4 separate regions of the Homo sapiens genome follow, and regions 2, 3 and 4 are each linked to region 1. Evidence: read pairs that join two places in POLR2A ChIA-PET (ENCODE). Cell type or tissue: OCI-LY7. All regions are shown on one strand. Links, peaks and the distances in the headings refer to the core of each region. The heading gives the core; the rest is flanking DNA.

Region 1 (7,503 bases), core at 1,585-6,584:
GACCTGAGGCAGGCCCCGGAGAAGCCCTCGTGCCATTAATTGATTCTTTGGAAACATTCCCTGGGGTTGCTGAGGTCCTGGCAGCCGGTGAAAAATCAAAGGCCTCTGCCCTGATGGAATTCCCAGTCAAGAAATAATGGAATGACGTTATTGTATGTTGAAGGTTTTCATAATAAACAGTTTAATAAACGAGAAAATTAATTCTGCAGGAAGCAAAAGTTGAGCCTTAAAAAAAATTTTAGTCCGGGAGCGGTGGCTCACGCCTGTAATTCCAGCACTTTGGGAGACCAAGGCAAGCAGATCACCGGAGGTCAGGAGTTCAGGACCAGCCTGGCCAAAATGGTGAAACCCCGTCTCTACTAAAAATACAAAATTAGCCGGGTGTGGTGGTGCGCGCCTGTAATCCCAGCTACTTGGGAGGCTGAGGCAGGAGAATCACTTGAACCCGGAAGGCGGAGGTTGCAGTGAGCCAAGATCACGCCACTGCACTCCAGCATGGGCGACAGTGAGATTCCGTCTCAAAAATTTTTTTAAACAGATTTGAGTATGTAAATAAGATTGTTGCATGGCAGACAACATCAAAAACATAGACATGTGACAAACTCAGGGAAATATTTGCCTACGTGTTCAGTCAACAAATAGCACCTACCATGTGGACACCACCAAGAATATAGCAGTGAACAAAAAAAAATGACAGAAATCCCAACCTTCTTGGATCTTATGGTGGGGAGAAACAGGCAAGAAATAAGTAAAACATAAGCGTGTTAGATGGTGATGAGGACTTGGAGTAATCAAGGGAACTAAGCCATCCTCTGAGGGAAGATCATGCCGGCCAGAAAGTACAAGTCAAAGAGTGCTGGGGCAGAAGCAAATCTGGTTCAAGGAAGAGTCAAGAGCCAGTATGGGCCAGGCCCGGTGGCTCACGCCTGTAATCCCAGCACTTTGGGAGGCTGAGGCGGGCGGATCACCTGAGGTCAAGAGTTCGAGACCAGTCTGACCAACATGGTAAAACCCTGTCTCTACTAAAACTACAAAACATTAGCTTTGCGCAGTGGCAGTATCATAGCCAATGAGGTTTATCCGAGGCGCAATTATTGCTAATTGAAAACAAAACATTAGCCATGCATGATGACTGGCACCTGTAATCCCAGCTACTCAGGAGGCTGAGGCATTAAAATCACTTGAACCCAGGAGGTGGAGGTTGCAGTGGGCTGAGATCACGCCACCACACTCCATCCTGGCCAACAGAGCAGGACTCTGTCTCCAAAAAAAAAAAAAAAAAAGAGCCCAATATGGCCAGAACCTGGAACAGAGAGCAGAATAGGAGGGTGGGAGTTGTGTAGCACAAGGCCATTGAAATGGCATGTGCTTGGGCCAGGCGAGGTGGCTCACGCCTGTAATCCCAGCACTTTGGGAGGCTGAGGCGGGCGGATCATGAGGTCAGGAGATGGAGACCATCCTGGCTAACACGGTGAAACCCCGTCTCTACTAAAATACAAAAAATTAGCCGGGCATGGTGGCGGGGGCCTGTAGTCCCAGCTACTAGGGAGGCTGAGGCAGGAGAATGGCGTGAACCCGGGAGTTGGAGCTTGCAGTGAGCCGAGATCGCGCCACTGCACTCCAGGCTGGGCGACAGAGCGAGACTCCGTCTCAAAAAAAAAAAAAAAAAGAAAGAAAGAAAGAAAGAAAAGGGGCACTACTCTGGTATCTCCTGAAATCCAAACTGCTGGCAGTATTCCCAGAACAGGATATCAGCAAACCCCTAGCTACCCAGTAAGGATAGCCATTTTATTTATTTATTTATTGAGACAGAGTTTCACTCTTGTCACCCTGGCTGTAGTGCAGTGGTGCTATCTCGGCTCACTGCAGCCTCCGCCTCCTGGGTTCAAGCAGTTTTCCCTGCCTCAGCCTCCCGAGTAGCTGCGATTACAGGCACGCACGCCACCACGCCCGGCGTAATTTTTGCATTTTTAGTAGGGGTTTCAGCATGTTGGCCAGGCTGGTCCCGAACTCCCGACCTTGTGATTCGCCTGCCTCGGCCTCCCAAAGTGCTGGGATTACAGGTGTGAGTCACCCCACCCGGCAGGTGGGGTCTTACGTTAACACAGTGAGACCCATAGGTGCTTTTAATTTTTCTAGTAGCTGCATTTTAAAAGGTGAAAAGAAACAGGTGAAACTAATTGTAGGCTGGGTGTGGTGGCTCATGCCTGTAATCCCAGTGCTTTGGGAGGCTGAGGCAGGTAGATCGCCTCAGCCCAGAAGGTTGGGGACAGCCTGGGCAACGACCAAAATCCATCTCTAAAATTTTTTTTTTTTAAATTAGCCGGCGGCCGGGCGGGGTGGCTCATGCCTGTAATCCCAGCACTTTGGGAGGCCGAGGAAGGCAAATTATGAGGTCAGGAGTTCGGGACCAGCCTGGCCAACACGGTGAAACCCCGTCTCTACTAAACATACAAAAAATTATCTGGGCGTAGTGGCGTGCGTCTGTAATCCCAGCTACTCAGGAGGCTGAGGCAGGAGAATTGCTTGAACCCAGGAGGCGGAGGTTGCGGTGAGCTGAGATTGTGGCCGCTGCACTCCAGCCTGGGTGACAGAGTGAGACTCCGTCTCAAAAAATACATACGTACATATTTGTGTGTGTGTGTGTGTGTGTATGTATATACACACACACACACACACACACACACACATATATCTGCGGGTGGTGGTGCACCTGTAGTTCTAGCTACTTGAGAGACTGAGGGGGAAGGAATCGCTTGAGCCCAGGATTTTAAGATTATAGTGAGCTGTAATGGTGCCACTGCACTCTAACCTGGGCAAAAGAGTGAAACTCTGTTTCTAAATACATAAATTAATTAAATAGATGTAAAGAATCTTGCCAAATTTCACAGATCTGGCAAATCAGAATGCTGGGGCTTGAATAAGGATCTGACTCCTTGATCTAGAATAATGGAAATAGCATTAAATTAGCCCTAGTTCAGTTTTATGGTCCAGGTGGGCAACCCTCTTCGCTCCTGCAGCCCTCACTGAGTTTCTCATCTGTAAAGTGTCTAGCTTGGCTTGGCTGATCTCAAAGAAAAGTTTGCAGGTTTTTTCTTTGTTGTTGTTGTTTGTTTGTTTTGGTTTGGTTTGGTTTTTTGGAGACAGTCTCACTCTGTCCCCCAGGCTGGAGTACAGTGATGAAATCATGGCTCCCTGCAGCCTGGACCTTCCGGGCTGGTCTTGAACTCCTGACCTCGTGGTCTGCCCAGCTCAGCCTCCCAAAATGCTAGGATTACAGGCATGAACCACCATGCCCAACCACCCCCAGATAATTTTTTAATTTTTACTTTGTAGAGACGGGGGTCAATTTGTTGCCCTGGCTGCTCTCAAACTCCTAGCCTCAAGTGATCCTCCAGAATCAGCCTCCCAATGTGCTAGGATTACAGGCATGACCCACCACACCCAGCTAGATTCTTTACACATATGAGTATCATCTTACCTATAAAATAACTGGCTTTACCACATTTTTGTTTTTAGGTTTAAGAGTTTTTTAATTGTAAATTTGGGGATGGGTGTGGTGGCTCATCCCTGTAATCCTAGCACTTTGGGAGGCTGAGGCAGGAGGATCACTTGAGCTCAGGAGTTCAAGACCAGCCTGAGAAACATAGACCCCCATCTACATGAAAAGAATTTTAAAAATTAACCAGGTGTGGTGGTGTGTGCCTGTAGTCCCAGCTACTCTGGAGGCTGAGATGGGAGGATCACTTGAGCCCAGGAGGCTAAGGCTGCAGTGAGCTGTGATCGCACCACTGCACTCCAGCCTGAGCAACACAGGGAGGCCTTGTCTCTAATAAAAATTTCTCTTGGCAGGTATGTATGAAGGATAAGGCCATTTTGAGCAATAACAAGTGTTGAACACAATGTAAGACACATAGTAAGAAGTTTGGCCAGACGCAGTGACTCAATGCCTATAATCCCAGCACTTTGGGAGGCCAAGGCAGGAGGATCACTTGAGCCCAGGAGTTTGAGACAAACCTGGGCAACCCAGGGAGACCCCATGTCTCAAAAAATATAAAAATTAGTCCCAGCGCAGTGGCTCACACCTGTAATCCCAGCATTTTGGGAGGCCGAGGTGGGTGTATCACTTGAGGTCAGGAGTTCAAGACCAGCCTGATCAACATGGTGAAACCCCATCTCTACTAAAAATACAAAAAATTAGCCGGGAGTGCTGGCGCGTGTCTATAATCCTAGCTACCTGAGAGGCTGAGGCACAAGAATTGCTTGAACCCGGGAGGTGGAGGTTGCAGTGAGCCGAGATCATACCACTGTGCTCCAGCCTGGGTGACAGAGTGAAACTGTCTGAAACAAAAAAAAAAAAAGAAAAAGAGCAATTAGCCAGGCATGGTGATGTGCACCAGTGGTCCCAGCTGGGAGGCTGAGGCAAAAAGCTTGCTTGTGCCCAGGAGTTTCAGGTTGCACAGAGCTACGATAATCATGACGCTGGGCTCCAGGCTGGGCAACAAACTAAGAGATCATGTCTCAAAAAAAAAAAAAAAAAAAAAAGAAAAAGAAAGAAAGAAAAAAAGAAAAAAAATAGGTCGGCTGTGGTGGCTCACGCCTATAATCCCAGCACTTTGGGAGGCCAAGGCAGGCAGATCACTTGAGGTCAGGAGTTTGAGACCAGCCTGGCCAACATGGCAAAACCAATCTCTACTAAAAATACAAAAAAAAAAAAAAAAAAAAAAATTAGCTGGGCGTCATGGCACATATCTGTAATCCCAGCTACTCAGGAGGCTGTGTCAGGAGAATCACTTGAACCCAGGAAGCAGAGATTGCAGTGAGCTGAGATCATGCCACTGCACTCCAGGCTGGGCAACAGAGTGAGACTCCGTCTCAAAAATAAATAAAGAAAATAAAAAATAAGTTAGCTGGACATGGTGGTGCATGCCTGTAGTTGCAGTTACTCAGAAAGCTGAGGCAGGACTGCCTGATCCCATGAGATGGAGGCTACAGTGAGCTATGATCACACCACCATACTCCAGCCTGAGTGACAGAGCAAGACACCATCTGAAATATACATAAGTAGTGATTTTTCACCTACAAGGGTATCCTGTGGGCTATTTGGTGCAGGACTATCCTGCACATTGAAGGTTGGTAAGTATCCCTAGTCTTCCCCCAATACCAGCAGCATCCCCGCCCCCACCTAGCATTGTCACAGCCAGAAGAAATAGCCCTCACAAACTTCCATAGGGCCATACCATCCCCACTGAGAACCACTGATCTAAATCAAATTTTGTAAACTTAGGTAAACTTAGTTTTGGGTAAAAACAATCTCTGTAATAAAGCAATCTGACAAGTAAAGTCCTTATCTCTTTACAACGAATGGAGAGAAAGGCTAGAGAGAAATTCTGTCATGGAAACTAGAGTACCGTCAAATTTACTTATGAGACCTTTTCCTAAGTTAATTGTATCAATTTACCTGTGGTTTACTAGGTCACTGTAGCAGGTTTATTAATGGCCTCCAAAGATATTAGGTCCTAATCCCTGGAACTTCTGAATGTTACTTTATGTGGCAAAGTCTCTGAAGATGTGATTAAATCAATGGCCCTTGCTAAGAAGAGATTATCCTGGATTACTCTGGTGGTGTTAAATGCAATCACATGCATCCTTGTAAGAGGGAGGCAGAAGGAGATTTGACACAAATACATGGAGGAAAAGGCCATGGGAAGACAGAGCAGACTGAGTGGATGGTGCTGGCCTTGAAGATTGGAGTGAGATTCGGCCACAAGCCAAGGAATGCCAGCGGCCACACAAAGCTGGAAGAGGCCAGGAAGGGATGTTTCCCTATAGTTTCTGGAGGAAGCAAGCTCTTGTCCACACCTTGATTTCAGCCCAGTGATACTAAGTTTGTACTTCTGGCCTCCAGAACTGTGAGAATAAATTTTTGTTGTTTTAAGCCACAGTTTGTGGTACTTTGTTACAGCTGCCACTGTTACAAAGGAAACTGATTACAGGAAACTGATATGAGTTAGTAACAACACAGATAAAGACGTTTTCACAGCTAACTTTCATTATTCCATTGCATAGGTGTTCTTCTCTGCTAGAAAGGAGCTTTTCCCTTTTTGGTCTCCTTCCTTCCAGCTTTCCACCCTATCATGTGAATGTGTGACAATGGGAGGCTTGGTGCTGTGGTAATCACCCTTGCCACCAAAAGGGGAGGAGGGGACATGAAGAGAAACACACAGTTCATGATGACAGTATCCTGACGTTGCCACACCACTGGACCTGCTCTGAATCCTCAAATATCCAGACTGTTGATCTGGTGACATAATTAAATGTCTTAATTGCTTTGGCCACTATTAGGACTGTATTACTTACTGCAGAATTCATCCTAATATAGAATTCCACAGACAATATCAAGACTGAAAATAAGAAACAATGACACAGTCATGTTATTTAAAAATATGGAGGTATAGGCCGGGTGTGGTGGTTCACACCTGTAATCCCAGCACTTTGGGAGGCCAAGGCGGGCGGATCACAAGGTCAGGAACTGGCTAACATGATGAAAACCCATCTCTACTAAAAATACAAAAAATTAGCCGGGCGTGGTGGCATGCACCTTTCTTTAGTCCCAGCTACTCGGGATGCTGAGGCAGGAGAATCGCTTGAACCCAGGAGGTGGAGGTTGCAGTGAGCCGAGATCACCCCACTGCACTCCAGCCTGGGCAACAAGAGAGAAACTCCATCTCAAAAAAAAAAAAAATTTTTTTTTGGAGATGGGGTTCTTGCTATGTTGCCCAAGTTGGTCTCGAACTCCTGGCCTCAAGTAATCTTCCCATCTTGGACTTAAATTTTCCTTTTCATTTATTGATTTATTTTTGAGACAGGGTCTCACTCTGTCCCCCAGGCTGGAGTGCAGTGGCACAATCATGGCTCACTGCAACCTTGACCTCCTGGGATCAAGCAATCCTCCCATCTTGGCCTCCCAAACTGCTGGGATTAAAGGCCTCTTTTTTTTTAATTATTTTTATTTTTTTAGAGACAAGGTCTTACTCTCTCAAGCAGGCTGGAGCAGAGTGGCGTGACCATGGCTCACTGCCGCTGCACACTCCTAGGCACAAGCAATCCTCCTGCCTCAGGCTCCTAAGTAGCTGGGACCATAAGCCTGTGCCACCACACTCAGCTAATGTTTAAGTTATTATCATTATTATTATTATTATTATTATTATTATTATTATTATTTTGAGACAGAGTCTTGCTCTCTCGCCCAGGCTGGAGTGCAGTGGCGCGATCTCCACTCACTGCAAACTCCGCCTCCCGGGTTCACACCATTCTCCTGCCTCAGCCTCCCGAGTAGCTGGGACTACAGGCACGTGTCACCACACCCAGCTAATTTTTTGTATTTTTAGTAGAGACGGGGTTTCACCATGTTAGCCAGGATGGTCTCGATCTCCTGACCTCGTGATCCGCCCACCTCGGCCTCCCAAAGTGCTGGGATTACAGGCGTGAGCCACCGCGCCC
Region 2 (7,503 bases), core at 1,409-6,408, 860 kb before region 1:
GAGATCAAGACCAGCCTGACCAACATGGTGAAACCCCGTCTCTACTAAAAATATAAAAATTAGCCAGGCGTGGTGGCAGGCGCCTGTAATCCCAGCTACTCAGGGAGACTGAGGCAGGAGAATCGCTTGAACCCAGGAGGTGGAGGTTACAGTGAGCCGAGATCACACCACTGCACTCCAGCCTGATGACAGATCGAGACTGTCTCAAAAAAAAAAAAAAGAATTTTTTTTCCAAAGAAAATGCATGAAGATCAAGTAGAGTTTATTCCAAGAATGTAAGAATGGTTCAACATTATAAACATCTATTACTGTAATTCACCACGTCGGTTAACTAAAGGAGAAAATGCATATGGTTATCTCAAAATATGCAGAAAAAGCATTTTATGAACTTCTGTGACTATTTATGATAAAAACTCACAGTTAGGAACAAAGAGGAATTTTCTCAGGTTGATAAAAGCTGCATACAATTAAGTATGATGGAATAAGTATCCACAATTTCTTCAAGATCAGGAACAAGGCAATGATGCTCTCTAGGAATGATGCTGATCAGTAAGTGTTAGAAGTCCTGCCTAGAATCCCAGCACTTTGGGAGGCTGAGGCAGGAGGATAGCTTGAGCCCATGAGTAACAACTTGGGCAAGATAGCAAGACCCAGTCTTTACAAAAAGAAAAAAAGAAAGAAAATTAGCTGGGCATAGTGGCACATGCCTGTAGTCCCAGCTACTAAAGAGGCTGAGGCAGGATGATCCCTTGAGCCCAGGAGATCGAGGCTGCAGTGAGCTATGATCTCACCACTGCACTCCAGCCTGCACAACAGAGCAAGACCCTATATCCAAAAAAATAAAAGAAATTTAATTTTTTTTAAAAAAAGAAGTCCTGGCCAAAACAATAAGCCAAGAAAAAGAAACGAGAGTAAACTGTCATTGTTGGCAGATTATATCGGTATAGAAAATCCAACATAATCTATAGACTGCTTTAACAAATTAGAAGGCCAGGCATGGTGGCTCATGCCTATAATCCCAACAATTTTAGAAGTCAAGGCAGGAGGATTACTCGAGGCCAGGAGTTCGAGAGCAGCCTGAGCAACATAGCAAGACCCTGTCTCTACAAATAAATCAAAAAATGTAGTTGGGCATGGTACCACGCGCTTGTGGTTCTAACTACTTGGGAGGCAGGAGGATCCCTTGAGCCCATGAGGCTGAGGCTGCAGTGAGCCATGATCAGACCACTGCACTCCACCCTGGGCGACAGAGTGAGACCCTATCTCAAAAACGGAAACAAAAAACCCAGAGTTCAGCAATGTTACAGGGATAAAATAAAAAAAAAAAAAAAGCGGCCGGGCGCAGCGGCTCACACCTGTAATCCCAGCAGTTTAAGAGGCTGAGGTGGGCGGGTCACCTGAGGTCAGGAGTTCAAGACCAGCCTGGCCAACATCGTGGAACCCCCGTGTCTACTAAAAATACAAAAATTAGCTGGGTGTGGTGGCGGGTGCCTGTAATCCCAGCTACTCGGGAGGCTGAGACAGGAGAATCGCTTGAACCCAGGAGGCGGAGGTTGCAGTAAGCCGAGGTTGTGCCACTGCACTCCAGCCTGGGCAAGAAAGAGCGAAACTCCGTCTCCAAAAAAAAAAAAGCTAACAAAAATTAATAGTACTCTTCACACCAGCAATAAGCAACTGAAAAGTATAATAGAATATAAAGGGCCAGGCATGGTAGCTGACACCTGTAATCCCAGCACTTCGGGAGGCTGAGGCAGGCAGATCACTTGAGGTCAGGAGTTCAAGACCAGCTTGGCCAACATGGTGGAACCCCATCTCTACTAAAAATACAAAAATTAGCCAGGCATGGTGGCACATGCCTGTAATCCCAGCTACTCGGGAGGCTGAGGCAGGAGAATAGCTTGAACCTGGAAGGCGGAGGCTGCAGTGAGCCATAATCACACCACTTCACTCCAGCCTGGACGACGGAGACTCCAACTCAAAGAGAAAAAAAAGGGAGAGACTAAAGTATCATTCACAACAGCAATAAAACCCATGAAGTAGGAAATACAAACACAACTCAGAACTTTTTGAAGAAAAACAAATTTTTTTTTTTTTTTTTTTTTTTGAGATGGAGGCTTGCTCTGTCGCCAGGCTGGAATGCAGTGGCGCGATCTCAGCTCACTGCAACCTCTGCCTCCAGGGTTCAAGTAATTCTCCTGCCTCAGCCTCCCAAGTAGCTTGGACTACAGGTGCCTGCCAACATTCCCAGCTAATTTTTGTATTTTTAGTAGAGACAGGGTTTCACCATGTTGACTAGGGTGGTCTCGAACTCCTGACCTCAGGTGATCCGCCTGCCTCGGCCTCCCAAAGTGCTGGGATTACAGGCATGAGTCACTGTGCCCAGCCTGAAAAACAAGATTTTATAACACAAAAGAAGATCTCAATAACTGAAGAGACGTATCTTGTTAATAAATAGAACAACTCAACACAAAGATGTGATTGCTTCTGAAATTAATCTAGAAATTCAATGAAATCCAAATAGAAATCAGGAGAATTTTTTCGCCCGGCCAGCCACCCCATCCGGGAGGTGAGGGGCACCTCTGCCCGGCCGCCCCTCCTGGGAAGTGAGGAGCCCCTCTGCCCGGCCACCACCCCGTCTGGGAGGTGTACCCAACGGCTCATTGAGAACGGGCCATGATGACAATGGCGGTTTTGTGGAATAGAAAGGGGGGAAAGGTGGGGAAAAGATTGAGAAATCGGATGGTAGCTGTGTCTGTGTAGAAACAAGTAGACATGGGAGACTTTTCATTTTGTTCTGTACTAAGAAAAATTCTTCTGCCTTGGGATCCTGTTGATCTGTGACCTTACCCCCAACCCTGTGCTCTCTGAAACATGTGCTGTGTCCACTCAGGGTTAAATGGATTAAGGGCGGTGCAAGATGTGCTTTGTTAAACAGATGCTTGAAGGCAGCATGCTCGTTAAGAGTCATCACCACTCCCTAATCTCAAGTACCCAGGGACACAAACACTGCGGAAGTCCGCAGGGTCCTCTGCCTAGGAAAACCAGAGACCTTTGTTCACTTGTTTATCTGCTGACCTTCCCTCCACTACTGTCCTATGACCCTGCCAAATCCCCTTCTGCGAGAAACACCAAGAATGATCAATTAAAAAAAAAAAGAAAAAAAGAAATTGGGAGGATTTTTTAAGAACTCGGAAAACATTTTTGTAACATTTCTATAAAAAATAAAGGTCCATGAAAAGCTAAGTCAAGTTTGAACAAGATGACCAAGGAGAAGGGGCTTGGTCTCTTGCATTAAACCACACCGAAAACCGTACAGACAAGGATAAGATACTGGTGAGAATTAGTGAAGTGGGTCAAAGTGTGTCCGGAATTGGTGGGTTCTTGGTCTCACTGACTTCAAGAATGAAACTGCAGACCCTCGCAGTGAGTATTACAGTTCTTAAAGGAGGCGTGTCCGGAGTTTGTTCCTTCTTATTTTCGGATGTTTTCGGAGTTTCTTCCTTCTGGTGGGTTCAGGGTCTCGCTAGCTTCAGGAGTGAAGCTGCAGACCTTCGCGGTCAGTGTTACAGCTCACAAACGCAGTGTTGACCCAAAGTATGAGCAGCAGCAAGAGCTATTGCAAAGAGCAAAAGAATAAAGCTTCCACAGTGTGCAAAACAACCCGAGCCAGTTGCCACCGATAGCTCGGGCAGCCTGCTTTTATTCTCTTATCTAGCCCCACCCACATCCTGCTGATTGGGCCACTTTACAGAGAGCCAATTGATCCATTTTCCAGAGAGCTGATTGGTCCGTTTTGACAGGGTGCTGATTGGTGCGTTTACAATCCCTGAGCTAGACAAAAAAGTTCTCCACGTCCCCACTAGATTAGCTAGATACAGAGTATCCACACAAAGGTTCTCCAAGTCCCCACCAGAGCAGCTGGATACAGAGTGTTGACTGGTGCATTCACAAACCCTGAGCTAGACACAGGGTGCTGATTGGTGTGTTTACAAACCTTGAGCTAGATACAGAGTGCCCATTGGTGTATTTACAATCCCTTAGCTAGACGTAAAGGTTCTCCAAGTCCCCACCAGACTCAGGAGCTCTGTTGGCTTCACCCAGTGGATCGCGCACCGTGGCTGCAGGTGGAGCTGCCTGCCAGTCCCGCACCGTGCGCCCGCACTCCTCAGCCCTTGGGTGGTCGATGGGACTGGGCGCCCTGGAGCAGGGGGCGTCGCTCGTCGCGGAGGCTCAGGCTGCGCAGGAGCCCACGGCGGGGCTGTGGGGAGGCTCAGGCATGGCGGGCTGCAGGTCCCCGAGCCCTGCCCCGCGGGGAGGCAGCTAAGGCCCAGCGAGAAGTCGAGCACAGCAGCTGCTGGCCCAGGTGCTAAGCCCCTCACTGCCCAGGGCCGGCGGGCGGGCCGGCCGCTCGGAGTGCGGGGCCTGCCGAGCCCACGCCCACCCGGAACTCGCGCTGGCCCGCAAGCACCGCGCGCGGCCCCGGTTCCCGCCCGCGCTTCTCCCTCCAGACCTCCCCGCAAGCTGAGGGAGCCAGCTCTGGCCTTGGCCAGCCCAGAAAGGGGCTCCCACAGTGCAGCGGCGGGCTGAAGGGCTCCTCAAGCGCAGCCAGAGTGGGCACCAAGGCCGAGGAGGCGCCGAGAGCGAGCAAGGGCTGTGAGGGCTGCCAGCAGGCTGTCACCTCTCAAAAGGAACCAAAAAGAGAGCTTAGAACATACATATGTGTAGGCAGCTCTACAACTGCTGTATGATAAAGATGGCACCACAGTCCAGAGGGAAAAAGAACTGGTTGTTTGGAGCGGCCAGTGGTAGTGGCTCACACCTAATCCCAGTACTTTGGGAGGCCGGGGCAGGCAGATCACATGAGGTCAGGAGTGCAAGACCAGCCTGGCCAACATGGTGAAACCCCGTCTGTACTAAAAATATAAAAATTGGCCGGGCGCAGTGGCTCACACCTGTAATCCCAGCACTTTGGGAGGCAGAGGCGGGCGGATCACGAGCTCAGGAGATCGAGACCATCCTGGCTAACACAGTGAAACCCCGTCTCTACTAAAAATACAAAAAATTAGCCGGGCGTGGTGGCGGGCGCCTGTAGTTGCAGCTACTCTGGAGGCTGAGGCAGGAGAATGGCATGAACCCGGGAGGCGGAGCTTGCAGTAAGCCGAGATTGCGCCACTGCACTCCAGCCTGGGCGACAGAGAGAGACTCCATCTCAAAAAAATATATATATAATATATTATATTATGTATATTATATATATTATCATATATTATATAATATATATTGTATATAATATATATTATATATTTATATATTATATAAATATATATAAATTAGCTGGGCATGGTGGTGGGCACCTGTAATCCCAGCTACTCGAGAGGCTGAGACGGGAGAATCACTTGGACTCAAGAGGCAGAGGTTGCAGTGATCCGAGATCACCCCACTGCCCTCCAGCCTGTGTGGCTGAGCAAGACTCCATCTCAAAAAAAAAAAAAAAAAAACGGGAATCTTGCCCTGTCATCCAGGCTGGAGTGCAGTGGCACAATCTCGGCTCACTGTAACCTCCGCCTTCTGGTTCAAGCGATTCTCCTGCCTCAGCCTCCCGAGTAGCAGGAACCACAGGCACCCACCACCATGCCCTGCTAATTTTTTTGAGACTTTGTCTAAAAAAAAAAAAAAAAACTTGGAACAGAGGCGAATGTACAATAGCTACCCTTGCCCCTCCAGAGGTCACAGTCTATAACCCCATAAGACCCAAGAACAGCAGAAGTAAGTGAGCAATAGGATTAATTTTGGCGGGAATCAGGGCAACAATAGGACTGGTGGCACCCTAGGGTGGCCTTGCTTACCACGAGTCAACCGTAAAGAACTTGACTCAAACCCTAGAATCCTTAGCCACCAACACGGGTCAGGCCTTAAAGGGAATTCAAGAATTTCTAGACTCTTTGGCAAACATAGTTCTCTGTAACAGATTAGCATTAGATTATTTACTAGCTGAACAAGGTGAAGTTTGTGCAGTTATTAATAAAACCTGCTGCACATGTCTTACCAGCTCCAAACAGACTGAGGCTAACATTCGAAAGATCTATGAACAAGCTACTTGGCTACATAGATAGAACCATAGCACCAACCCCAGCAATATCTGGTCAACTATCAAAAATGCCTTCCCGAGTCTCACCTGGTTTTTTACCTCTCCTAGGACCTTTGATAGCCATCTTGTTATTCCTAATTTTTGGCTGTGGTTGTTTAAACTCTTAGTAAGTCTTTGAGATTGCAACAGTTTCAGGTAAACACAATGCTGGCACAAGGCTTCCGACCCATTCATCTACTGACCTGGGTAATGAAAGTATCCTGTCTTTTGGACCCTTAGATCGGGTATCAGGAGATTTTTTTTTTTTTTTTTTTTTTTTTTTTGAGACAGAGTCTCGCTCTGTCACCCAGGCTGGAGTCCAGAGGCGAGATCTTGGCTCGTTGCAACCTCCACCTCCCGGGTTCAAGAGATTCTCTGCCTCAGCCTCCCAAGTAGCTGGGATTACAGGCGTCTGCCACCATGCCCAGCTAATTTTTGTATTTTTAGTAGAGACGGGGTTTCTTTTTTTTGTTCGTTTGTTTTTTGAGACGGAGTCTCGCTCTGTCGCCCAAGCTGGAGTGCAGTGGCGCGATTTCAGCTCACTGCAACCTCCACCTCCCGGGTTCACGCCGTTCTCCTGCCTCAGCCTCCCAAGTAGCTGGGACTACAGGGGCCTGCCACCACGCCCAGCTAATTTTTTGTATTTTTAGTAGAGATGGGGTTTCACTGTGTTAGCCAGGATGGTAGAGACAGGGTTTCACCATGTTGGCCTGGATGGTCTCGACCTCCTGACCTTGTGATCCACCCGCCTCAGCCTCCCACAGTTCTGGGATTACAGGCATGAGCCACTGCACCCGACCGGGTATCTGGAGATTTTTACCTCTCCAGTGCTAGGAAGGGGCTATGCCCATAAACTCAACAGGAAGCAGTTACAGAAGATGGATCTCTGCCCTTCCGCTGCCCTCTTAAGATTAAGAAGGAGTATCTAATCTCTGAGCGAGGAATGAGGTAGGTGGCAGGACTCAGCTCTGGAGGTGGGACACAGACACCAGACCAGATTGAGAACTAGCTAAAACAGGGAATGCTGCGCATGGTGGCTCATGCCTGTAATCCCAGCACTTTGGGAGGGTGAGGCAGGTGGATCACTTGAGGCCAGGAATTTGAGACCAGTTTGGCCAACATGGTAAAACACCATCTCTACTAAAAATACAAAACTTAGCTGGGTGTAGTGGCGGATGCCTGTAATCCCAGCTACTCCGGAGGCTGAGGCAGAGAATCGCTTGAACCCAGGAGGTGGAGGTTGCAGTGAGCCTAGATCGTGCCACTGCACTCCAGCCTGGACAACAGAGGGAGACTCCGTCTCAAAAAAATAAAACAGGGAAGAGGTGAAAGCACCTCTCCATAAGACCTAAGACCCGTAAGACCAGTGCATGTCA
Region 3 (7,503 bases), core at 915-5,914, 160 kb after region 1:
GAGAGGGTGGAAAATCATGAGGGCATTCGTCAGCCTCCGGTACTTTGCTGCTCAAGTTTCAGGAGCTGTTTGTCAAGTTTTGAGGTGTTTTCTTGATGCATCATCAGAAACTGGCCACACAAGTGAAAGACAGGAATGTCAAATTTATACCTTTCATACCAGGCAGAGTTTTCTGGAAGTGTGACGTTCACTTCCTGTAAAATAAACCTGTTACTATAAGGCTTGAGTACTTCCTTGGCTTCACCACAAAGGGGGCGTGGGTCCTTTGTGAATAAGGTCAGCACGGGCAGAGTTGTCTTAGAGACAGAGCAGTTTATCAAGAAGAGTCCAAGGGAGGATCTGGCAAGCTGCATGCTATTTCCTTGAAACCAGAGCATCTTAATTCCAATCCAGATGATTTCTCCCCTTCAAAATAATTGCAAGCAAGGTTAAAACTGTATTCAGGAACTATTCCAGCTGGCTTTTGGCTTTCTCTGATGTATACTCCTGAGCTTCACGCCGCCAACATCTCTGCTTCTGCCCCACACCCAGGCTGGGCTCCCTTTGACCTTTGATTGGTGACATGGAGAGTTAGGGACCCAGAACTGCCTGCAAGTAGTTCATACCCCACCCCTGCCATTGCCCACATTCAACCTGTCACAAAGTCCTGCCTACTATGTCCCCACAGCTCCCATCAACCTTGCGATCCCCTCTGCAACTGTCCAGAGAGGCAGGGCTGAGATCTAGGTTCTGCCTCTCCTGACACACAGACAGACAACTCTCCCTAGTTGTGACCTTGGGCAAGTCTTTTCACCTTTCTGAGCCTTGGTTTTCTCAACTATGAAATAAAAATAAAGAGGCTGGGAGTGGTGGCTCACGCCTGTAATCCCAGCACTTTGGGAGGCTGAGGCGGGTGGATCACGAGATCAGGAGTTTGAGACCAGCCTGGCCAATATGGTGAAACCCCATCTCTACTAAAAATACAAAAAATTAGCTGGGCGTGGTGGCGGGCACCTGTAATCCCAGCTACTCAGGAGGCTGAGGCAGGAGAATTGCTTGAACCTGGGAGGCAGAGGTTGCAGTGAGCTGAGATCACACCATTGCACTCCAGCCTGGGTGACAGAATGAGACTCCATTTCAAAAATAAATAAATAAATAAATAAATAAATAAATAAATAAATAGGCCAGGCGCGGTGGCTCATGCCTGTAATCCCAACACTTTGGGAGGCCAAGGTGGGCAGATCACAAGGTCAAGAGATCAAGACCATCATGGTGAAACCCCATCTCTACTAAAAATACAAAAATTAGCTGGGGGTGGTGGCATGCGCATGTACTTGGGAGGCTAAGGCAGGAGAATCGCTTGAACCCGGGAGGCGGAGGTTGCAGTGAGCCGAGATCACGCCACTGCACTCCAGCCTGGTGACAGAGAAAGACTCCATCTTAAAAAATAATAATAAATAAATAAATAAATAAAGACACTGGCCGGGTGTGGTGGCTCATGCCTGTAATCCCAGTATTTTGGGAGGCTAAGGCAGGAGGATCACTTGAGCCCAGGAGTTTGAGACCAGCCTGAGCAACATGGCAAAACTGTCTCTACAAAAAAGCACAAAATTTAGCCAGGCATGGTGGCATGTGCCTATAGTGCCAGCTACTTGGGGGACTGAGGTGGGAGGATTGCTTGAGCCTGGGAGATCGAGGCTGCATGAACCATGTTTGTGCCACAGCACTCCAGCCTGGGTGACAGAGTGAGACCTTGTCTCAAAATAATAGTAGTAATAATAATAAAGATACCTACCATACAAGACTGTTGTGAGAAATCAGTAAGATTACCCAGGAAGGGTGCTTAGCTCAGGCCTGGCTCATGGCATATGTTAAACACTCTCTAAAAGTCAACCACTATTAGTATCAATTCAGACTTCATCATTTCTTGGCTGGGCACTCAGGACAGCCCCCTTGATGGCCTCTCTGTCTCCATTCTTGCCCCTCCAATCTATCCTCTCCAACTGAGCCAGTGTCAAGCCCCTGTTTACATCTCGTCAATGGCACCTGCATCTTCTTTGCTGAGGGTGGGTCTTGGTCCATCTGAGATACTGATTAAAGTGCAGCTTTCTAGGATGTCCCCTCCAAGGATCCCTGCACTTGTCACAATGTCCCAGGCAATCTTGCGGTGCACTGACACTTGAGATTCACCCCTCTGCAAGCTAGTCTACATTCATTGGTGCAGGATTCAAGGCCCTTCAGATCCAGCCCCTGCCAACATTTCCAGCCTGATACTCCCTACCTCACACCATACCCTCCACTGACACCACAGCATGTGCCCCTCCCTCCTGCCCCACACTATCCTGTACCTCTGCTGTTCCCTCTGCTTCCCTGTCCCCCAGGCTGGGGAACATGCCTATTTTGGGCCAAATTGTGTCTCCCGACCCCTGCAAATTCATATGTTGAAGCCCTGGCTCCCCAGTACCTCAGAATGTGACTGTATTTGGAGAGAGGGCCTTTAAAGAGCTGATTTAACTTAACATGAGGCCAATTAGGGTGGGCTCTGATCCAATCTGATTAATGTTCTTATCAGAAGAGGAAATTTGGACACACAGAGACACCAGAGCAGAGGGAAGACCTTGTGAAGACACAGGGAGAATGTGGCCATCTTTGAGTTAAGGTAAGAGGCCTCAGAAGAAATCAACTCTGCCGACATCTTGCTTTTGGACTTTCAGCCCCCACAACTGTGAGAAAATAAACTTCTGTTGTTTCCGTGCCCAGGCCGTGGTGTTTTGTTACAGCAGCTAGCTGAGCTGATGCACAGAGAGCACCTCCCTGCAGGGCAGCAGCTGTGCCTGCCCCTCACAGAGAACTCACCATGTGGTTCTGCACCTAGTGCTCTATTCATGTATTTACCTCTCCTGTTAGGTCAAGGCTTTTTGCAAGGTAGGGTTGTGAGTTACCAGCGAGTTATGAAATTGACTTCATGGGTTCAACCAGCATTTTTAATGAAAGAATTAGAATAGAATAGAATAGAATAGAATAGAATAGAATAGAATAGAATAGAACAGAATAGAACAGAATAGAAAATAGAGTACACTACCTAGAGTAAAGATATGAACTGTCTCATGAAACTGGTATTTCCCTGTGTATATGTCACATATGTGCATTGGGCCACAATGTAAAATGCATTTTTTTTTTACTAATACTCATGGCCAAGAAAGATAGAAAGCCAGTGCATAGCCTGTGTGACCCTCAAAGATGATGTCAAACCTTCTCATTTCTGTATGTCCAGTGGCTGACCTAGGACCTGGCATGCAGTAGGTCTTTGGGGAATATTTGTGGAACCAATGTGCACTGACACTTGCCTAAATGATCTTCTCTACTTCCCCCTTCATGACCCTAGTTGCAGCACCAAAATCTCTCACCTGGAGGACAACAGCCTCCTAACAGGTCCCTGCTTCCATCTTGGCCTCTCTGTAGCCTCCCTTCAGCAGCCAAGAGTCATCTTTCTACAGCATAAGTTGCATCCCATCACTTACCTATTCCAGTGACTTCCTACTGGAGCCCAAGTAAAGTCCTACGTCTTTACCTGCCCTCCAATGCCTGCCATGATCTGCTTTCCCCATCCTCTCCAACTTCCTCTCCTTCCCCTGCCCCCTCCCTCATTCCTTCCAGCTGCACTGACCTCCTTGGTGGTCTCCAGAGCCAACCAGCCCACGCCTGCCTCAGGGGTCCACACACACTTACTCCTGCTTGGAAGGCTCTTCCCCGAAACAAGTCCCTTGTCTTCCTTCTCTCAAGTCTAATGTCACTTCCTCAAAGAGGCCATCCCTAACCGTTCTAGTCAGTAAAATCCTATTTAGGAGGGATATTTCATAACATAGAAGACACTTGTTGATATGTTTTGGCTCTGTGTCACCACCCAAATCCCATGTTCAGTTGTAATCCCCAGTGTTGGGGATGGAGCCTGGTGGGAGGTGATTGGATCATGGGGGTGGATCCTCCTGAATGGTTTACCACTGTCCCTTTGGTGCTATTCTCATGATAGAGTTCTCACGAGATCTGGTTGTTTAAAAGTGTGTAGCACCTACCTCATTTCTCTTTCTCCTGCTCTGGTTGTATAAGATATGCTGGCTTCCCCTTCACCCTTTCACCATGGTTGTAAGTTTCCTGAGGCCTCCCCAGAAACTGAGCTGGTGCTGCCATGCTTTCCTTTTCTTTTTTCTTTCTTTCTTTTCTTTCTTTTTTTTTTTTTTTTTTGAGATGGAGTTTTGCTCTTGTTGCCCAGGCTGGAGTTCAATGTCATGATCTCAGCTGGCCGCAACCTCCACCTTCTGGGTTCAAGCAGTTCTCCTGCCTCAGCCTCCCAAGTAGCTGGGAATACAGGCATGCGCCACCACACCTGGCTAATTTTGTATTTTTAGTAAAGATGGGGTTTCTTCATGTTAGTCAGGCTGGTCTCGTACTCCTGACCTCAGGTGATTTGCCTGCCTCGGCCTCCCAAAGTGCTGGGATTACAGGCGTGAGCCACTGTGCCAAGCCACTGCCATGCTTCCTGTACAGCCTGTGGAACCATGAGCCAATTAAACTTCTTTTCTTTATAAATTACCCAGTCTCAGGTATTTCTTTATAGCAATGTAAGAATGGACTAATACACTTGTGATATAGCATTAAATGTTTGCTATGGCTTGGATGTTTGTTTCCTCCAAACCCACATGTTGAAACTTAATCCTGTCAATGGAAAGAGTCAAACTCTGTAACATATTTGAAGAGATTTATTCTGATCCCAATATGAGCGATCAATGGCCTGTGACACAGCCCCAGGAGATCTTAAGAATATGTGCCCAAGGTGGTTGGGCTACAGCTTGGTTTCATACCTTTTAGGGAGACATAAGACATTGATACATGTTAGATGTACATTCGTTTGGTCCAGAAAGGTGGGACAACTGGAAGCTGGGGGGAGGTGGTGGCAGCCTAGGGAGGGGAGCTTCCAGATCATAAGTGGATTCAAAGATTTTCTGATTGGCAATTGGTGGAAAGAATTTATCTAAGGACATGGAATTAATAGAGGGGGGTGTCTGAGTTAAGATGAAGGGTTGTGGGGACCAAAGTTTTTTTGTTTGTTTGTTTTTTGATACGGAGTCTCGCTCTGTTGCCCAGGCTGGAGTCCAGTGGCTCGATCTCGGCTCACTGCAAGCTCTGCCTCCAGGTTCACACCATTCTCCTGCCTCAGCCTCCCAAGTAGCTGGGACTACAGGCGCCCGACACCATGCCTGGCTAATTTTTTGTATTTTTTAGTAGAGACGGGGTTTCACCGTGTTAGCCAGGATGGTCTCAATCTCCTGACCTTGTGATCCGCCCATCTCGGCCTCCCAAAGTGCTGGGATTACAGGCGTAAGCCACCGTGCCCAGTGGAGACCAAAGTTTTTATTATGCAGATGAAGCTTCCAGGTAGCAGTCTTCAGAGAACATAGATTGTAAATTTTGCCTGTCAGATTTTTCTCCTGGATCAGGAAAAAGACCCGGAAAAGGAAGGAGATTCTCTTTAGAATGTCGATTTCCCCCATGACAGGACTATTTCAATATATGGCAAAGAAACATAATTTGGAGTAAAATACTTTACTTTCTTTCAGGGCCTGCTATCTGTCATGTGATGCTATACTAGAGTCAGGCTGGAATTTGGTATCCTATTGCTACAAAGAGTCTGCTTTATCAGTCTTAAGATCTGTTTTTACTGGTGAGTTGTGCCTGAATTCCAAAAGGGAGAAGGGAATAATGAGGCATACCCGACTCTCACTTCCCATCAAGGTCTGAACTAGTTGTTCAGGTGAACTTTGGAATGCCCTTGGCTGAGAGGAGAGGTCCATTCAGATGGTTGGGAGGCTTAGATCTTTATTTTTGGTTTACATTACTAAATGAGGAAGTGTTGAAATGTGGGGCCATTAAGAGGTGATAGGTTCTGCCCTATAGATGGATTAATCCATTTATAAATGAATGGATTAATGACTTAATGAATTAGTGGGTTATCACAGGAGTGGGACTGGTGGCTTTATAAGAAGAATCGGTCGGGCACAGTGGTTCACACCTGTAATTCCAATATTTTGGGAGGCTGAGGCGAGTGGATCACCTGAGATCAGGAGTTTGAGACCAGCCTGGCCAACATGGCAAAACCCAGGCATGGTGGCAGGCACCTGTAATCCCAGCTACTCAGGAGGCTGAGGCATGAGAATCACTTGAACCCGGGAGGCAGAGGTTGCAGTGAGCCAGTATCACACCATTGCACTCCAGCCTGGGGGATAGAGTGAGACTCTGTCTTGAAAAAAAAAGAAGAGGCAGAGAGACGTGAGCTAGACACTCAGCCCCCTGGCCATGTGATATCCTGCATCACCTCAGGACTCTGTAGAGAGTCCTCATCAGCAAGAGGGCTCTCACCAGTTGTGCCCTCTCAACTTTGGACTTCCCAGCATCCAGAACTGTAAGAAATAAATTCTATTTATTATACTCAGTTTCAGGTATTCTGTTATAAGCAACAGAATACAGATTATTATAAGCAACCAAAAACAGATTAAGACAGTGCTCAAAGTAAAATACCAATACACAACACACAAATTTTGTATACAGTGTGATTGCGATTGTGTTTCAGTTTCCTCATCTGTAAAGTGGGAATAGAAATAGTAGGCTGGAAGTGGTGGCTCACGTCTGTAATCCTGGTGCTTTGGGAGGCCGAGGCTGGTAGACTGCCTGAGCTCAAGAGTTCAAGACAAGCCTGGGCAACATGGTGAACCCCGTCTCTACTAAAATACAAAAAATTAGCCTGGTGTGACGCCGTGCGCCTGTAGTCCCAGCTACTTGGGAGGCTGAGGCAGGAGAATTGCTTAAACCCAGGAGACAGAGTTTGCAGTGAGCCTAGATCATGCGACTGCACTCCAGCCTGGGTGACAGAGTGAGACTCTGTCTCCAAAAACACAGAAATAGTACCTACACTTCTTAGAGTAGTGATGAGGTTTAAATGAATTACTGTTCATAATACAAACATTAGCTGGGTGTGATGATGCGCGCCTGTAGTCCCAGCTACTCAGGAGGCTGAGGGAGGAGAACCGCTTGAACCTGGGAGGTGGAGGTTGCAGTGAGTCAAGATCAAGCCACTGTACTCCAGCCTGGGTGACAGAGTGAGACTCCATCTGAACAAAAGAATTACTGTTCAGAGACACAGTTCATACTGCACAAGCATTGGTTGAATAAAATAAATTCTGTCTTCTAAATAGCTCATGAATGGGTGCCCCTCCTCTTCCCTGGTCCAAGTCACCATTATCTCTCTACCCTATTCCTTCCTTGGCCTAATGGGTTTCTTTGCATCCACTATTATGCTCCTCCAATGCCTCCTACCTACCCAAGCTCTGGTGACCTTTTCAAAATGCAAATATGATGCATATGGTTAACACCCTTCAATGGCTTCCTATTGCACAGTCCACACTCCTTAATAGGGCTGACAAGGCCTGAATGATTTGGCCCCTACCCACCTGTCCAGGCTCATCTTTACTA
Region 4 (7,503 bases), core at 917-5,916, 420 kb before region 1:
ACATTGAATGGATATTTATTGAATGCCTACTATGTGCTAGGTGCTGGAGATCCCATGTCGAACAAGACATACACTTTCCTGTGTTGCTTGGGACCAGAAGTGTTTTGGGTTTCAGATTTTTTCTGATTTGGGGATATTTACATTACACTTATAGTCTGAGCATTCCTAATCCAAAAATCTGAAATCCAAAATGCTCCAATAGACATTTCTTTCAGCATCATGTCGGCCCGCAAAATATTTCAGATTTTGGATTTGGATTTTTGGATTTAGGATGATCAGCCTGTGTACATAATATCCAGAAAAGGCAAATCTATGTAGACAGAATTGACACCAGTCTATACAGTAGATTAGTGACTGTCAGGGGCTGGAAAGTTGGGAGAAATAGGGTTTCTTTGGGGGATGATGAAAATATTCTAAAAATAGATTGTGTGGTTGGTTGCACAATATACTAAAAACCATTAAATTGTACACTTTAAGTGGGTAAATTGCTTGGTATGTGAATCTTTTCTCTCTGTGAATCTCTTACCAAAACAAACAACTCAGCCACAAGTGAGAGGTGGCTGCAGGCTGTGCAGGGCTTGGAGACAAATCCAGATGCTCAGAGGCTTTTGCTCTGCTGATGAGTCAATAACCTTCTCTCTCTGAGCCTTGCTGCCCCCGAAAACGGAAATTAACAACCTCCTCAACTGTGGCAGGCGAGTCCTCCCCAGCACCGCGCTTGGCACGCAGCAGGACCATACACGTTCCAAGGTTTTGCCTCCCTCTCCCAGGAAACCTGGCTCTGCTTCCCCAAAGGAAGCCAAGGAGACACTGGGATTCATTGTGCAGGTCACAGTGCTGGCAAATACAGTTCTCTAAACTGCTCTTAGTACTGCGTCTGTCTCAATTCAAGTGAGGAAACTGAGGCACAGAAAGGCTAAAGAACTTGCCCAAGGTCACAGAGCCCAGAAGGGGTGGTGCTGGGACCCCAACTCTAGCAGCCAGACCCCAAAGCAAGTGGGGTAACCACTGCCCCACCCGGCCTCGACCCCGCACAGTTCCCTGGAAGCAAGGTGGGGAGAGGTGCGAAGAGCACCTCAGGGCATGAGATTGATCACTGCACATCCATTGAGCACCCATCCTGGTGTGCCAGCAGCCTATGGGCATGGGTAGCCAGGGTTGAGTCAGCCCCAGGCCAAGTCCCTGTCCTTAAGTAGCTGGCAGTCTAGGGGGTGGGGTGGGGCAGGCAAATAAATAGACAGATCAGGGTACTGGGAATGGGAGCAGCCCAGGAAGGCCTCCTGGAAGAGGGACATGTAAGCTGAGATATGAGGAGGGGCAAGAAGTGTGCCAGGCCACGGCAACAGGAGCTGGAAGTCAAGAGCGGGAAGAATAGAGGGGTATAAAAAGCCCAGAGTGGGCAGAGTGGCCGGGGGAGGGAGGGAGGGGACCCGGGGCTAGAGGAGTTCCTCATCACTGCTGCCCTGAAGCCCGGCCACACAGGAATGGATCACACAGTGGGGCAGCCCCTCTAGCCTGCCCTGCTGTCTGCTGAGCTGCCTTTGGCCAGAGTCCACAGCACTGACTCACTGGCCTCCAGCCCTGACGCCCTCCCAGCACTGAGCACCCTGTAAGGCTCTACTTTCTTTTCTTTTCTTTCTTTTTCTTTTTTTTTTTTTTTTTGAGATGGAGTTTCACTCTTGTTGCCCAGGCTGGAGTGCAATGGCACGATTTCGGCTCACTGCAACCTCTGCCTCCCCGGTTCAAGCGATTCTCCTGCCTCAGCCTCCCGAGTAGCTGGAATTACAGGCGTCCACCACCATGCCCAGCTAATTTTTTGTATTTCTAGTAGAGATGGGGTTCCACCATATTGGCCAGGCTGGTCTCAAACTCCTGACCTCAGGTGATCCACTCGCCTTGGCCTCCCAAAGTGCTGGGATTACAGGCGTGAGCCACCGCCCCTGGCCAAGGCCCTACTTTCTAAAAGAGGAAAACTGAGACCAAGGAAGGGTAATGAGCACATCTGTTTCTCCACTCAAGGCCAGCGGTGAGAAACGGCAGAGCCGGGCACCGGTACCTTGGCTTCCAGGCAAGTCACCCAGCACCTCTGGGCTTCATACTCCGTTTGGAAAATGCGGATGACAAGAACATCCCCCATCCAGCGGTCCCACTCTGGTGAATTTATTCTAAAGGGAAAATCCCAACAGGTTTTGTGTCTGGGATGAGTCATCGAGGCTGTATTTATAACAGCAGAAATCTGGAGACAGCCTGAAGGTCCCACCGAGGGGGCCAGTGAGGGCTGGTGGCTCTGTCTTGGGAGGAAATGTCACTGGCCTTCGAGAATGACAATTGAGGTCATTAGGATGGCACTGTGGCAATGCAGAGACACATTTCTGGCATTGTTAAGAGAGGAAAAAAATGAATCCCCAACATGGTCTAATCACGCAATCGTGTGACGTGCGCAAAAGTCACGCAGCACATAGTCACGGGCTGGGCAGACCAGGGAAAAACAGAAGGAATGGGTAACGACGGTGGAAGGGCTGTGAAGAAACCCTCCTTCCTCCTGCCGCTGTTGACAGAATGTCACCTGTGGGCTACGTATGCCCATGACAAAGAGATCCATGGAGGCTCCCGGGCCCCGCCCTGCTAAGGCTTGGTGTATTCTGGGAGTCCTGGGAACAGGGTCACAGCAGGGCTGGGTAGTAGCCGGGGGTTGGCTAGAGGGCAGGACCAGAGGCCCAAGGTCTCTAAGCAGGCTGTGGGCACAGCCAGGTGGCAAAGCAGGTTCAGGCTCCCCTGTGCCTGAGGCTCTTTGGGAGCTGAAGGGTGGAGCCCATGCCCGGGGTGGCAGAAAAGGGGGCAGGGCTGGGGGCACAGAAGGAAAAGCCCCAGGAAGGTGACATGAAATGACAATTCGCATTCATTTATTGATTTTATGGAATACCAGTCTTGGGGTGATATTGGAAGTGGGGTCTAGGCGAAGACCAGAAACGAGTGGGATGAGGAGGAGGAGGAATAGCTCCCCTTATGAAGCACTTACTATTTATGATTTGCCAGGCCCTGTTCTAAGCACGTCACGTATATTAACCCATGGAGTCAAGGCAATCCTGTGAGGTTGGTTCTATTGTTTTCCCCATTTTACAGATGAGGAAGCTGAGGGACGGAGGAGAGATCTGCCTCCAGACAGACTGGGTCCAGATCTGCACCTATAACCCCACCACCAGGTGCCAGGACTCAGGCAGGCAGTGGCAGAGGCAGGGAAGGACTCCAGGACAGGGGAACAGCGTGTGCAAAGCGCTGCCACTGGAAGAGTGGCGTTTGCACCATGCTGGGCGCTGCACAACCATCAGCTCTCTAAATCTTCCCAACAGCCCTGAGGCAAGCCTCATCTTTTGCATTTTACAGATAAGTAAGTAGAAGTTCCGGTTTCACCACTTGCCCAAGGCCATACGGGTAGGGGGCAGGGTGGGGGCAGGGGGGCAAGACCTGTGAGCCTGAGGGTGAAAAGTGCGGCTCCCTGGCTCACTTTTGGGAAAAAGTGATGGGAAAGGTGATTCCCGGGCACACCCTTCAGATCAGCCCTGGGCTCCCCAGGGGCTGCGTTAGGGTAGGGGCTAGAGTGATGGGGAGCACGGGGCTGGGAGTCAGGAGACCTGAGTGCACATCCTGACCCCGTTACTCTCTAAGCCTCACTTCTCCCATCTGTGAATGAGGAGAGGAACAAAGGGAGAAAAGACGGCTGGTATGTTTCTTCTCTGACCCCATCCGCTGTCCATGGGGAGGGCTGCAGGAGTATGTCTGGAGTCTCGAGGCATCTCCCAGCCAGCTCCCATCTCCCTGCTGAGGCAAAGGGTGACAAGGTGGGAGCCATGGCCCTGGACTGGGTGGCCTCTTTTTTTTTCTGATGAGACGGAGTCTCACTCTGTTGCCCAGGCTGGAAAGCTGGAGTGCAGTGGTGTGATCTCAGCTCACTATAACCTCTGCCTCTGGACTGGGTGGTCTCTGAGTTTAACGCCCCATGAATCTAACCTTGACCTTCCTGGGCTTATTTTCCCTTGGCTACTTGACAGTCTCCACAGAAGGCCTCGGTGAGTGGATTCCGAGTCACAGGCTCATCCCCAGGGTGCAGCAGGATGAGGGTCTCCCCGGGGACCCTTTCAAGTGAAAGAGAGAAAGTCACTTTAACAAGAAGGAGCCACTTGAGTGGCAAGATGAGGAGACCTCAGACTGGGCCAAGCTTGATGTCCCCAGGGCGGGCTGTCTGACCTTGGGCAAGTCACTGACTGTCCTTGACAGTGAAGACATTAATGGCAAGGACTAATTATTCATGTCCCACAGACACCTCCCACCCAGGCCTGGTGTAAGGGTCTCGCAGGCGTGATCCAGGAGGGGTTTGCCCTGGGCACTCACCGCTCAGATGGTATTCTGCCACATCCACAGCCATGATGTCTGCTGCAGTGACTGTGACTGGAAGGGAAAAGAGAGTGAGAGGAGAGGGCTGCAGAGAGTCAGCGTCCCGCTCCTAGGTCCTGGCCTCCTGGCACCCACGTGCCTGTCATCCAGAGCTTACACTCAGCTATAAGGGGAGTGCCACCAAAGGGAGGCTTGGCATTTTAAGAAATGATGTTTAAAGCTCTTTTCAAGCATTCTAAGACTCTTCTCAGGATTGCCAGATAAAACACAGGATGCCCAGTGGCATGTGAATTTCAGATTTTGTTTTGTTTTGTTTTGTTTTTTCAGATGGAGTCTCTCTTTGTTGCCCAGGCTAGAGTGCAGTGGCGCGATCTCGGCTCACTGCAGCCTCTGCCCCTGGGTTCAAGTGATCTCCTGCCTCAGCCTCCCAAGTAGCTGGGATGACAGGCATGTGCCACCCCACCCGGCTAATTTTTGTATTTTTTGTAGAGATGCGGTTTCACCATGTTGGCCAGGCTGATATCGAACTCCTGGCCTCAGGTGATCCACCAGCCTTGGTCTCCCAAAGTGCTGAGATTACAGGTGTGAGCCACAGCGCCTGGCCAAATTTCAAATACGTTTTTAATATGTGTGTCCCAAATATTCCACAGGACATATTTACGCCAAAATCTTTTCCATTGTTCATCCAAAACATCAATGCTCCTGGGTGTCCTGTTTTTGTATTTGCCAAATCTGGCAACCCCAGCTCATTTCCATCCTAACAACATCAGGCTGACCAGCGGCGACGCAGTAGGTGACTCATTAGAGCAAGGCCCCCCTGGCTTGAGCCAGAGCCTTCCTTCAAATGCTTCCATTTTGATTGGGAAGGAAAGGCTGCGTGTCTGCAATATTCTATTATCAGTCCTTTCACTGCTTGGCATGGTTTCTTCCCCACCCCATCCTCCACCCCCAGCTTTTAGGAATGACTGAGGCTTAAGTTGTTCTAGAAAGGTCTGGGAGCTCGTACAACCCATTACCTGAACCTAGGTGACTGCTCATTGTTTTATTAGTGTGCTAAGAAGTAAATCTGGCTCACAGATGTGTTCTAAGTGGGTGTATGTGGGAGTCCTGGAAAAAGGAATTTGGGATGGGCTGCACTGATCTCAGGTCAAGGGCACCGAGGGCCAGGATAATGCCCACCCCAATTTCTGGATTCCCTTGTAGTTCAGAGAGGTGGTTACACATGGTAAGCCTGCAGGCCTGGTGCAGGGTGGTAGGGCAAGGGGAAGGGGAGGTAAGAACTGCAGAGTGATGGCCTGGCCCAAGGGCAGCTGCATTTTTGCCCCAGCAGGAATGCCAACCACCGTGGCTTGATCTTCTGGCACTTTAAAGAAAAGCCAGATACCTGAATTTTTTATGTGCCATTTCCTGAGTTTTAAAGGTAGCAACCAATTTGCAAAAAAATGCAAACACCATTCAGACGCAGTATAAAAAGTCCTTGGGGAGTGTGACCCACCAATTCCCAACCCCTCGGAGCATCCTGTAGGTTCCCTTTGGGACTGGGGTCGAATCAGAGGGTAAAGCTAAGGCCCTCCACATTTTCAGGAATTCCGGGGTTCTCCCCAGTCTGTGGCTTTGGAGTCAAGAAGCTTCGGTGCCATGCTCCAGTCAGGGTTATCCAGCACATTTGGGGTGCCATAAGTCCTAGTCTACCCCCTTAAGTCCTGGAGGTGCCCAGGAGCCTCTAGAAGCAGGTCAGATAAGGTGCACAGCCAGCTCCTGGCTTCCAGTTCTCCTGATGCTGCCCCCACTCCCACAAGGAGATGTGCGTTGTCATGGTGATGGAAGGGTGGTGCTAAGCCAGGAAGGGCTTCACCCATCCTGACTAGAGTGGAAGCTCATTCCTGGGCCTGGGCTGGAGATAATGATAGTAATAGAGAACCTTGTCGAGCCCTTCTTACACATCAAGCGCCATTCTAAGCACTTTGCATTTATCTGACCTCATTTAATTTGCCTAACAGCCCCATGAGGTAGGTACTATTATTATCTCTGGTTTGCGGGTGAGAGTCCCAGGGCGTAATTTGCCCCAGGCCACACAGCTAATAAACTGTTCAACCCAGGCCAACTGGCTCCATGCTCCTAACCACTGTGTCTCACTGCAAGTGGGCATATGGTTTCCAAAAAGTTTCCTAAGAATCTGCAGGTCAAATGGGTCACCATGTACCTGCCCAAGGTGGTCCTAGCTCCTGGCGGAAGCTGGTCTGGATACGCTGAAACACATGCTAATGTACACACACGCACCTCCCAGCCTGCTTCTGCCTTGCCGGGAATCAGATAAGCCATCGGCTTTTTCCTGCTTACCTGGCACAAGCTGACTTTGCAAGAGTGGGGCCAAGCTGGGACAGCCAATGCCCGCAGCACGCGAGCAAGGTATGCATGGCAAAGTACACCCCACAGCACAACAGGCGTGGTACGGGACAAAGCCTCAAGCTGCATCTGGCCTCTGGCTGTCGGGGGCCCCATCACCTCCATGGCTGGCCCAGCTCAGACCCCAGACTCCCACGCTGTCTGTTCTTTCCTCTCCCTTTAACACGACATCCTTTCCCAGGGAGCTGAGATTTCAGTGAGGGTGTGAATGACTGCTAGGCACACCCCAGACAGAAGTTCCTTCTTTTTTTTTTTTTTTTTTTTTTTTTTGAGACAGAGCCTCACTGTGTCACCCAGGCTTGAATGCAATGGCGCGATCTCAGCTCACTGCAACCTCTGCCTCCTGGGTTCAAGTGATTCTCCTGCCTCAGCCTCCCAAGTAGCTGGGATTACAGGCATGAGCCACCATGCCCAGCTAGTTTTTGTATTTTCAGTAGAGACGGGGTTTCATCATGTTGGCCAGGATGGTCTTGAACTCCTGACCTCAATGATCCTCCCATCTTGGCCTCCCAAAGTGCTAGGATTACAGGCGTGAGCCACCGCCCCTGGCCTCCAGACATATGTTCCAGCCTGGTGCCCTGTGAAGGCAGAGCTCATTTGCCTGAGTGGAGGGAGAAGAGAACTGGGAGAGAGGTCGAGGCTCCTAGAGGGTGTCATCCTGAGCACAGGGTTTGTAGTCAGCTGCACCCAGCTCTGACTCCCATA

What was found. ChIA-PET counts read pairs that join two places held together with the same protein. Peaks named below come from ENCODE experiments on the same cell type or tissue, not always from the same donor. Only the 100,000 strongest peaks of a DNase experiment are listed, where the experiment ranks them.
Region 2: POLR2A ChIA-PET joins it to region 1 with 5 read pairs; 4 of 35 experiments call an interaction of 5 or more read pairs at or near these places.
Region 3: POLR2A ChIA-PET joins it to region 1 with 5 read pairs; 17 of 35 experiments call an interaction of 5 or more read pairs at or near these places.
Region 4: POLR2A ChIA-PET joins it to region 1 with 7 read pairs; 2 of 35 experiments call an interaction of 5 or more read pairs at or near these places.

What each region holds. Positions count from the first base shown.
Region 1 is chr11:66,608,628-66,616,130 of GRCh38, reverse strand. It overlaps the pseudogene RNU4-39P. Among named protein-coding and RNA genes, the nearest start is that of RBM14, 4.3 kb to the left of the region's middle. RefSeq lists an enhancer at 1-25. In OCI-LY7, for the core only: no CTCF peak of the experiment used is centred there; a DNase peak (open chromatin) is centred at 4,410; H3K4me3 peaks cover 1,904 bases; H3K27ac peaks cover 3,929 bases.
Region 2 is chr11:67,473,091-67,480,593 of GRCh38, reverse strand. No RefSeq gene overlaps it. Among named protein-coding and RNA genes, the nearest start is that of AIP, 6.2 kb to the left of the region's middle. RefSeq lists an enhancer at 2,663-3,213. In OCI-LY7, for the core only: no CTCF peak of the experiment used is centred there; no DNase peak of the experiment used is centred there.
Region 3 is chr11:66,447,108-66,454,610 of GRCh38, reverse strand. It overlaps the pseudogene LOC100505524. Among named protein-coding and RNA genes, the nearest start is that of MRPL11, 12 kb to the right of the region's middle. RefSeq lists a silencer at 1,985-2,178. In OCI-LY7, for the core only: no CTCF peak of the experiment used is centred there; no DNase peak of the experiment used is centred there.
Region 4 is chr11:67,027,065-67,034,567 of GRCh38, reverse strand. SYT12 (synaptotagmin 12) reads right to left here. Exons shown (of 8, transcript NM_177963.4): 2 at 4,390-4,446. The coding sequence starts at 4,423. Among named protein-coding and RNA genes, the nearest start is that of SYT12, 7.7 kb to the right of the region's middle. RefSeq lists enhancers at 1,481-2,320, 6,722-6,791. In OCI-LY7, for the core only: no CTCF peak of the experiment used is centred there; a DNase peak (open chromatin) is centred at 3,357; H3K4me3 peaks cover 1,354 bases; H3K27ac peaks cover 69 bases.